Regions from separate parts of the Homo sapiens genome. Here region 1 is linked to region 2. Evidence: read pairs that join two places in POLR2A ChIA-PET (ENCODE). Cell type or tissue: IMR-90. All regions are shown on one strand.

Region 1 (4,000 bases), 120 kb after region 2:
GAGAAGACCTTTTTGAATTATACCCATTTGGAGGTGTCTGAGCTTCCTGTATCTGGATGCCTAAATCTCTTATTAGACTTGGGAAGTTTTCAGCTATTATTTTGTTAAATAGGTTTTCTACCCCTTTTGTTTTTTCTTCACTTTCTGGGACACCAAAATTTTGAGTATTTGGTTACTTTATAGTGTCCCATTTGTCATGTTGGCTTTGTTCTTTCTTTTATCTTTATTTTTGTCTGATTGGGTTATTTTAAAAGATCTGTCTTCAAGTTCTGAAATTCTTTCTTCTACTTCATCTAGTTTATTATTGAAGCTTCCTATTTTGTATTTCATTTAATGAATTCTTCAGTTTCAGAATTTGTTTGGTTCCTTTTTGAATTGTTTTTCTGACTTCTTTGTATGGTTCTTACGTGTTCTCTTTTGTCTCACTGAGCTTCTTTTATATCATTACCATTACTATTTCTTGAGACAGGATCTCACTCTGTTGCCCAGGCTGGAGTGCAGTGGCACAATCATGGCTCACTGCAGCCTTGACCTCTTGGGCCCAGGTGATCCTCCCACCTCAGACCCCCAAGAAGCTAGGACTACAAGCACATGCCACCACGCCTGGCTAATTTTTTGCATTTTTGTTAGAGATGGGGTTTCGCCATGTTGCCCAGGCTGGTCTTGAATGCCTGGCCTCACCTGCCTTGACCCTCAAAGTATTGGAATTAGAGGTGTGAGCCACCACACTCAGCTAATGTCATTATTTTGAATTATTTTTCCAAAATTACATACATTTTTTTTTTTACTGGAATCTGTTGCTCAAGAATTATTGTGTTTCTTTGGTGATGTCACGTTTCCTTGCTTTTTCACGTTTCTTGTGTTCTTACAGTGATGTCTATACGTTTGGTGTTTGGTGTAACAGTCGCTTCTTCCAATCTTTTGAATTTGCTTTCATAGAGGAAGACTTTTTCCTGAAGATCTATCTGTGGTGTTGGTTGGGTACAGCATTTAGATTGATTCTGAATGTGTATAGTAGTGTAGTCTCCATATGATTTCTTTAGCTATAAACAGCATCAGTGGTGTCTGTGATTTCCTGAGTGGCTTAGGGTGCAGTTATTAGTGGAGGCTGTGATGAAGTTTTGCTGGGGATGGGGAAGCCAGATGGACCTGTCCTCAGGTCCCAGTGTTGGCAGCAGTGGGCAAAGCATGACTTCCTTGAGCACCAGGGCATTCTACACTGGTACCAGTGTTAGTGGGTCCAGGTGGGCCAACTCTTGGACTTCCAGGAAGCTAGCTTGAATGCCAGTAGTGGCAGCGGTGGACCAGGAACATGGATAGGTTCTTGAGCCCCTGGGCAGTGGGCTTGGCATGGGCACTGGCAGTAGCAGTGGTGAGATGACCCTCCGGCTCCCAAGCAATCTGCTCTGGTGTTGGTGGTGGCTGTGACAGGCTGGGTAGGCCAACCTCCTTGCCCACAGGTGGCATAGGCAGGTGTGTGCCAGCTGTGGTGTTAGTGGCACACATTAGGTTGGGTGAGCCTGACCTCAGATGCCTAGGAGGAGCGCTCAGGTGCCGGCTGTGGTGAACTAGGCTGGGAGTCTCAAGGCCCTTGGATGGCACCCTCAGGCACTTGCGGGGACAGAGCTGGGCTGGGCCGACCTATCTCAGGCTCCCTGGTGGTGTGTGCAGTTGCTGGCTATGGTAGGCAGGGGTGGGGTGATTCTTAGGTCTCTGGTGGAATGCTCGGGTTCAGCCTTGCTACTGGGGAGGGTGCAGTTGCTTCCAGTGACAGCAGCCATATGCAGTGGCTGGGGAGCATGAGCTTTGCTCATGCTTTGGCCCCTGGCTGCAGCATCCCATAGCGGCAGTTGCTGCAGGTTGGGGAGTTAGCCCTCGGGGCACGTGAAAGTGTGCAGCAGCTTCACTGCTGGGGGCAGTGAGGTCATTGCCAATGGCTTGGGCTTCATTCCTGGTGGCAGCAGCCAGCCTTGGTGGTGGCTGTGAGCAGGGAATGTAAGTGGGGCTCCAGAGATGTGAAGATGCAGGAGCTGTTTGGCCCCCAGGCAGAATGCAGCCTGGCAGTGGCTAGGATCTCGATACGGTGCCCTGCTGTAGCTGCTTAGGGCTCAAGGGTGTGTGAGACCCAGCCTTAGCCCCCTCTCTGGAACAGTATCTTTGCACAATCTCTGGGTATCTCCCTAGGCTAGTCTGTGGCCCACGAGGATCTAGGGGCTCTCCCATGGCTAGAGCTGCTAGAGTCCACGGTGGGAATGGGGACCACGGGGGTTCACTCACCCTTTCCTCACACTGGGGAGCTACTCCCGGCCCCCAGCTGATTCCCGCCAAGCACCATGTATTATTTCCATTTCCTTCTTCGCTTTAGGTGTTTCTTGTCACTTCTCTGTTGAATTCCAGTGTTCTTAGATGAACTAGTCAAAGTGTGATGATCTACTTGTTATTTTTGTTCGTCAAGGAGGCAAGTACCAGATGCCTCTAAGTAGCCCCTCTCCCCACATAATAATTGGTGCATTTATGTTTCCTGATACTCATATCACATTGTGGTGATTCCTGTCACTTTATGGTAAGTCTCAGTGTCAGAGAGTGTGAGTTTTCCAGTTGTGTTCTTTTTTTTTTCTTTTTTTTTTGAGATGGAGTTTCACTCTTGTCGCCGATGCTGGAGTGCAGTGGCACGATCTCAGCTCACTGAAACCTCCACCTCCTGGGTTCAAGTGATTCTCCCACCTCAGCCTCCTGAGTAGCCGGGATTACAGGCACCTACCCCCACGCCCGACTAATTTTTGTCTTTTTAGTAGAGACGGAGTTTCACCATGTGGGTCAGGTTGGTCTCAAACTCCTGATCTCAGGTGGTCCACCTGCCTCAGCCTCCCAGAGTGCTGGGTTCTTTACCAAAGTTGAGCTCTCCTAGGTCCTTTGCGTGTCTGTATAAATTTTGGAATCCAGTTAGCAATTTCTCCAAAAGAGCCTCCTGGGATTTTGACTGGGATTGCTTTGAATCTGTAGAACCATCTGGGGAAGAACTCTAATGTTCATGATAGTCCATGAACATGGTCTAGCTTTTGTTGATTTGGGTTTTCTTTTGTTTCTCTCTTCAGCCTTTTGCAATTTTCAACACCTTGCTCATCTTTGGTCAGATTTATCCCTGAGCATCTTATCTTTTTGTTTTTAGAGAGAGAATCTTGCTTGTTTTTTAGAGAGAGAGTCACCCAGGCTGGAATGCAATGGTGCAATCATGGCTCACTGCAGCCTTGAACTCCTGGGCTCAAGCGATCCTCCTGCCTTGGCCTCCCAAGTAGCTGGGGCAACAGATGCATGCCACTGTTAACTTAAAAACATTTTTGTAGAGATAAGAGTCTTGCTATGTTGCCCAGGCTGGTCTTGAACTCCTGGCCTCAAGTAGTCTTCCTGCCTCAGCCTCCTAAAGTGCTGGGATTACAGGTGTCAGCTACTCTGCCCAGTCCCATTTTATCTTTTGTGTGCCATTGCCAATGCCATTGTTAGGCCAACACCATTCCACCATGTGTGCCGAGTCACAGTGAGACCCACTCCTTGTGGTCCTGGTGCTCACCTCCAGGTACCATCAGGGAAAGTGGGATGCCTCCAGGTGCCCTCTCAACTCCCCATCTCCTTTCCTCCATCCAGAGAGAGTCCACATCTCCACCCCCAACAAGTATGAGTTCCAGTATGTGCAGCGGCCACTGCGCCTCACCCGCTTTGATGTGGCTGTGCGAGCTCACAATGATGCCCGTGTGGCCTTGTCTTCTGGGCCCCAGGACACAGCAGGCATGATCGAGATCGTCCTGGGGGGGCATCAGAACACCAGGTCATGGATCTCCACCAGCAAGATGGGAGAGCCCGTGGCCAGTGCACACACGGCCAAGATCCTCTCCTGGGATGAATTCAGAACATTCTGGATCAGCTGGCGTGGTGGCCTTATCCAGGTATACAGCAGAACTGCCTGGGGCTTGTGCAGAAGCCTCATGTTCCTCCAATACTAGCT
Region 2 (4,000 bases):
CCAGGGTAAGGTCCCAGGAGGATGTTTTTTGAACTTCTGATTGATAGAAATGGCCCAGATCTTAAAGGACTGTGCAGTGGCTTGCACAGAGCACATATCCTTGTGCGTCCAGACCCCCAAAACCCATCAAGATCTCCCCCCGCTTTTTTTTTTAACCTCCCCCAGGAGATTTCTAACCACGCGCTTTTCTCCACCTCTTCCAGTAGAGTATCTTTTCTCTTTTTTACAATGCTAAATCTTTTTCCTGAGTTGCTTAAAATATTGGAAAAGGACTTATGCAAAACAGCCAGCCACCCACTGTGGCATTTCTTTCTCCTGTGGGTGGCCATGGATCAATTCAGGAGACATCAAAGGGTTATAAAGCCACAGTCCCACTCCCAGGATAACTCATTCATCCATGAACGGCAGAATGTTCATGAACCCAGTTACCTCTTAAAGGCCCCACCTCTCGCTGCTGCCACATTGGGGATTATTATTATTATTGAGACAGGATTTCATTTCATTGCTTAGGCTGGAGTGCAGTGGCGCGATCTCGGTTCACTGCAACCTCTGCCTCCGAGGCTCAAGCGATCATCCCACCCCAGTCTCCCAAGTAGCTGGGACTACAGGCGTGCACCACTGCACCCAGCTAATTTTTTTTTTTTTGAGACGGAGTCTCACTTTGTCGCCCAGGTTGGAGTGCCAGTGGCGCGATCCTCGGCTCACTATAGACCCTGTCTCCTGGGTTCAAGCGATTCTCCTGCCTCAGCCTCCCCAGTAGCTGGGATTACAGGTGCGTTCCACCACGCCCGGCTAATTTTTGTATTTTTAATAGAGATGGGCTTTCACCATGTTGGCCAAGCTGGTCTTGAACTCCTGACCTCAGGCGATCTGCCCGCCTCAGCCTCCCAAAGTGCTGGAATTACAGGTGTGAGCCACAGCGCCCAGTATTTTTAAAAAAATTTTTGTATAGACGTGGTTTTGCCATGTTGCCCAGGCTGGTCTCGAACTCCTGGCCTCAAGCCATCTGTCTGCCTCGGCCTCCCAAAGTTCTGGGATTACAGCACTTCAATCCCACTTTACCTGGCCAGGGGATTAATTTTTAATGGGAGTTTTGGAGGGGACAGATACTCCCACCACAGCAGCAGCACAGCACTGAGCTCCATGAACATTTCTTGGATGAATCTTTCCTTTCATGTCTGGTGCTGTTCTTGGGGGGTTTCCCTGATTGAGTCTTTTCAGACGGATCTTATTTGCTGGCCCTTTCCCACTGAGCACGTAGGGCATGTGAAAATCCGCCTCCCCGTGTGGCAGCCCTCCGTTCACCACACACATGCGCTTCACCTCAGAGGGTGAAAGCCGTTATTCTTTCTCCCATCCTCAACAGGAGCTTTGCCCAGGTGCTGGAACTCTCCGCAGAGGCAAGCAAAGAGGCAGCCTTGGCAAACCAGGAAGTCTGGGAAGAGACCCAGGGCATGGCGCCCCCCAGCCGGTGGTATTTCAATCAAGACAGTGCCTGCAGAGAATCTGGGGGAGCACCCAAGAACACGCCCCTGTCTGAGGACGACAACCCGGGTGCCTCGTCAGCCCCCGCTCAGGCCACGTTCATCAGCCCAAGCGAAGATTTTTCTTCAAGCAGCCAGGCAGAAGTCCCGCCCTCTCTCTCTCGTTCAGGGAGGGACTTGTCATGACTCATGGTTACATTCAGGATACTTGAGCACTTTATATACTACCGTAGCACTGTAGCTATTTTTTATGTGATAATCTTGTTTGATAAAAAAGTAAACCTGTTTTGCAATTGAAGCCTCCATTTTCTATGAAGGGGCCAGTTGGAAGACCTGTGTTTTCTCAAGTTCTTCTGGATGACTGGTCCTGAAATTCCGGGCCTCCACGACATGCCCAGTATCCCACTTTCAAGATGATTTCATGTCCTTCAGTCACAAGGGTGGTTTTGGGACAGCAAGTTAAGAATTGTCCCTCGAGTGGACATACTTTATTTACTTTTTTAGGGAAATGCAATTCTTTATTGGAACTCAAGTTTGTGTCTGTAAACATTCAACAGAAGGGGTAAAACAAGAACAATCCACATCATCCTTCCCCTGGCCCCAGCTTCTGGGGCTGAAGTAGGGAGCTTCCACTTTAACCCGACTGGCTCTGGCTCCAGGGCCTGAGATGCCTTCGTAATCTGGCAACTGGGTCCCAGGCAGCCTTGAGAAACTGCTGGGTCCCTGCCTTGCTGGCAGCTTCGGGAGGTCTCTGGGTCCCCATCTCGCTGGCAGCTTGAGAGACTGCAGGGTCTCGTCCTTCCACACCTCCACCAGGGAACCCTGGGTCCCGCCCTCCAGGACGTCCACCACTGGGTCCCGGCATCCCGCACCTCGACTGGAGGGGACATATTTCAGTTCCAGTCTCGGTAGTTGTCACTGGGAGATGCTCAGGCTCTTGCCATAAACCCCATCTGTGCTCCACTGGGACTTTGGCCCAGAACATTTTCCTCCAACCAGCTCTCCAGCTTCCACCCCACGCGGTGTGGGCTTTGGGAACTTACTGATCCCCAGGTCACATTTCCAATTCGTATTGCTGGAGGTGTGGGTTTTGTTGCCTGGTTTGTCTTTGTTTGGTTTTAGACAGGGCTTGCTCTGTCTTCTGGGCTGGAGTGCGACGAATCTGCCTGGTTGTCCCCAGTGAGTCCAGGTTGGGTTTCATGTTGTAGTGTCTGCCTTCAGCTTTTAAAATTTCTGCAAACTGGGGCAAATACAGCAGACTTGTCTGGAGCCCTTTAATATTGAGGGACCCCACGCAGTTGCTTCAGTTCAGCCAACGCTTCCATAGTGCTGTTTGTTTTTTTTTTTTTAATTTTGAGACAGAATCTTGCTCTGTCGCCCAGCCTGGAGTGCAGTGACATGATCTCGGCTCACCGCAACCTCTGCTGCCTCCTGGGTTCGAGCAATTCTCCTGCCTCAGCCTCCCAAGTAGCTGGGACTACAGGTGTGCACCACTGCACCCAACTAATTTTTGTATTTTTAGGAGAGATGGGGTTTCACCATATTGGCCAGGCTGCTTTCCAACTCCTGGCCTCAACTGACCTGCCTACCTCAGCCTCCTAAAGTGTTGCGAGCCACCGTGCCTGGCCCATAGTGCTGTCTCATCTTAACACCTTCGTTCATCCTATGAATGAATGTCCATTCTAGGGATTTAGGAGTTACGTGCCAGGAACTGTGGACAAAGACCAAAGAAGTTTTTATTATACCCCAAGGGGATATCATTAAATCCACATGAGCAGATAAAAGAGGATGTCTTTGGGCCAGGCACGGTGGCTCATGCCTGTAATCCCAGCACTTTGAGAGGCCAAGGCGGGCAGATCATTTGAGGTTTGGAGTTTGAGAACAGCCTGACCAACATGGTGAAACCCTCTGTCTACTAAAAATAGAAAAATTAGCTGGGCGTGGTGACACGTGCCTGTAGTGCCAGCTACTCTGGAGGCTGAGGCAGGAGAATCACTTGATCACAGGAAGCAGAGATTGTAGTGAGCCAAGATCACACCACTGCCACTCCAGCCTGGGTGACGGAGTGAGACTCAGATTTAAAAAAAAACAAAAACCCAAGACTAGGCAGCATATGAATATGATAGATGTTATGTGCAAGATTAACAAGCGATGTCTTAACATATAAAACTTGACTCATTTGGAACTAAAATCCTGCTCTATGTTTTCTGAATTGGGCACTGCCACAGGACACACATTGAAAAAAATACTTCATTACATCACAGTCTTGACCTCCAACAGCAGAGACCCTAGAATCTATCATCTAAGCCGGGCACCGCTGAGAGTCAACAGGAGTGGTGGATTCCACCCACAGGTGGAAATGGGCGGCACATGCCCGACTCTGTAAGGCTGACGTCCCTACTTCATGAGAATTGAGTTTGATTTTAGATAATGAATGAATTCGGCTCATGGTCTCCACACCCACGCCTCCAGGGGATGTGTCCTGGACACAGCCTGTGTCCTCCCATGGCTTGCAA

What was found. ChIA-PET counts read pairs that join two places held together with the same protein. Peaks named below come from ENCODE experiments on the same cell type or tissue, not always from the same donor. Only the 100,000 strongest peaks of a DNase experiment are listed, where the experiment ranks them.
Region 1: POLR2A ChIA-PET joins it to region 2 with 6 read pairs; 2 of 35 experiments call an interaction of 5 or more read pairs at or near these places.

The regions. Positions count from the first base shown.
Region 1 is chr19:16,928,883-16,932,882 of GRCh38, reverse strand. It overlaps CPAMD8 (C3 and PZP like alpha-2-macroglobulin domain containing 8), which reads left to right. Exons shown (of 42, transcript NM_015692.5): 24 at 3,643-3,941. Among named protein-coding and RNA genes, the nearest start is that of F2RL3, 42 kb to the right of the region's middle. In IMR-90, no CTCF peak of the experiment used is centred here; no DNase peak of the experiment used is centred here.
Region 2 is chr19:17,047,543-17,051,542 of GRCh38, reverse strand. HAUS8 (HAUS augmin like complex subunit 8) reads left to right here. Exons shown (of 11, transcript NM_033417.2): 11 at 1,367-1,814. The coding sequence ends at 1,670. Among named protein-coding and RNA genes, the nearest start is that of CPAMD8, 23 kb to the right of the region's middle. RefSeq lists an enhancer at 1,430-1,724. In IMR-90, no CTCF peak of the experiment used is centred here; a DNase peak (open chromatin) is centred at 1,662.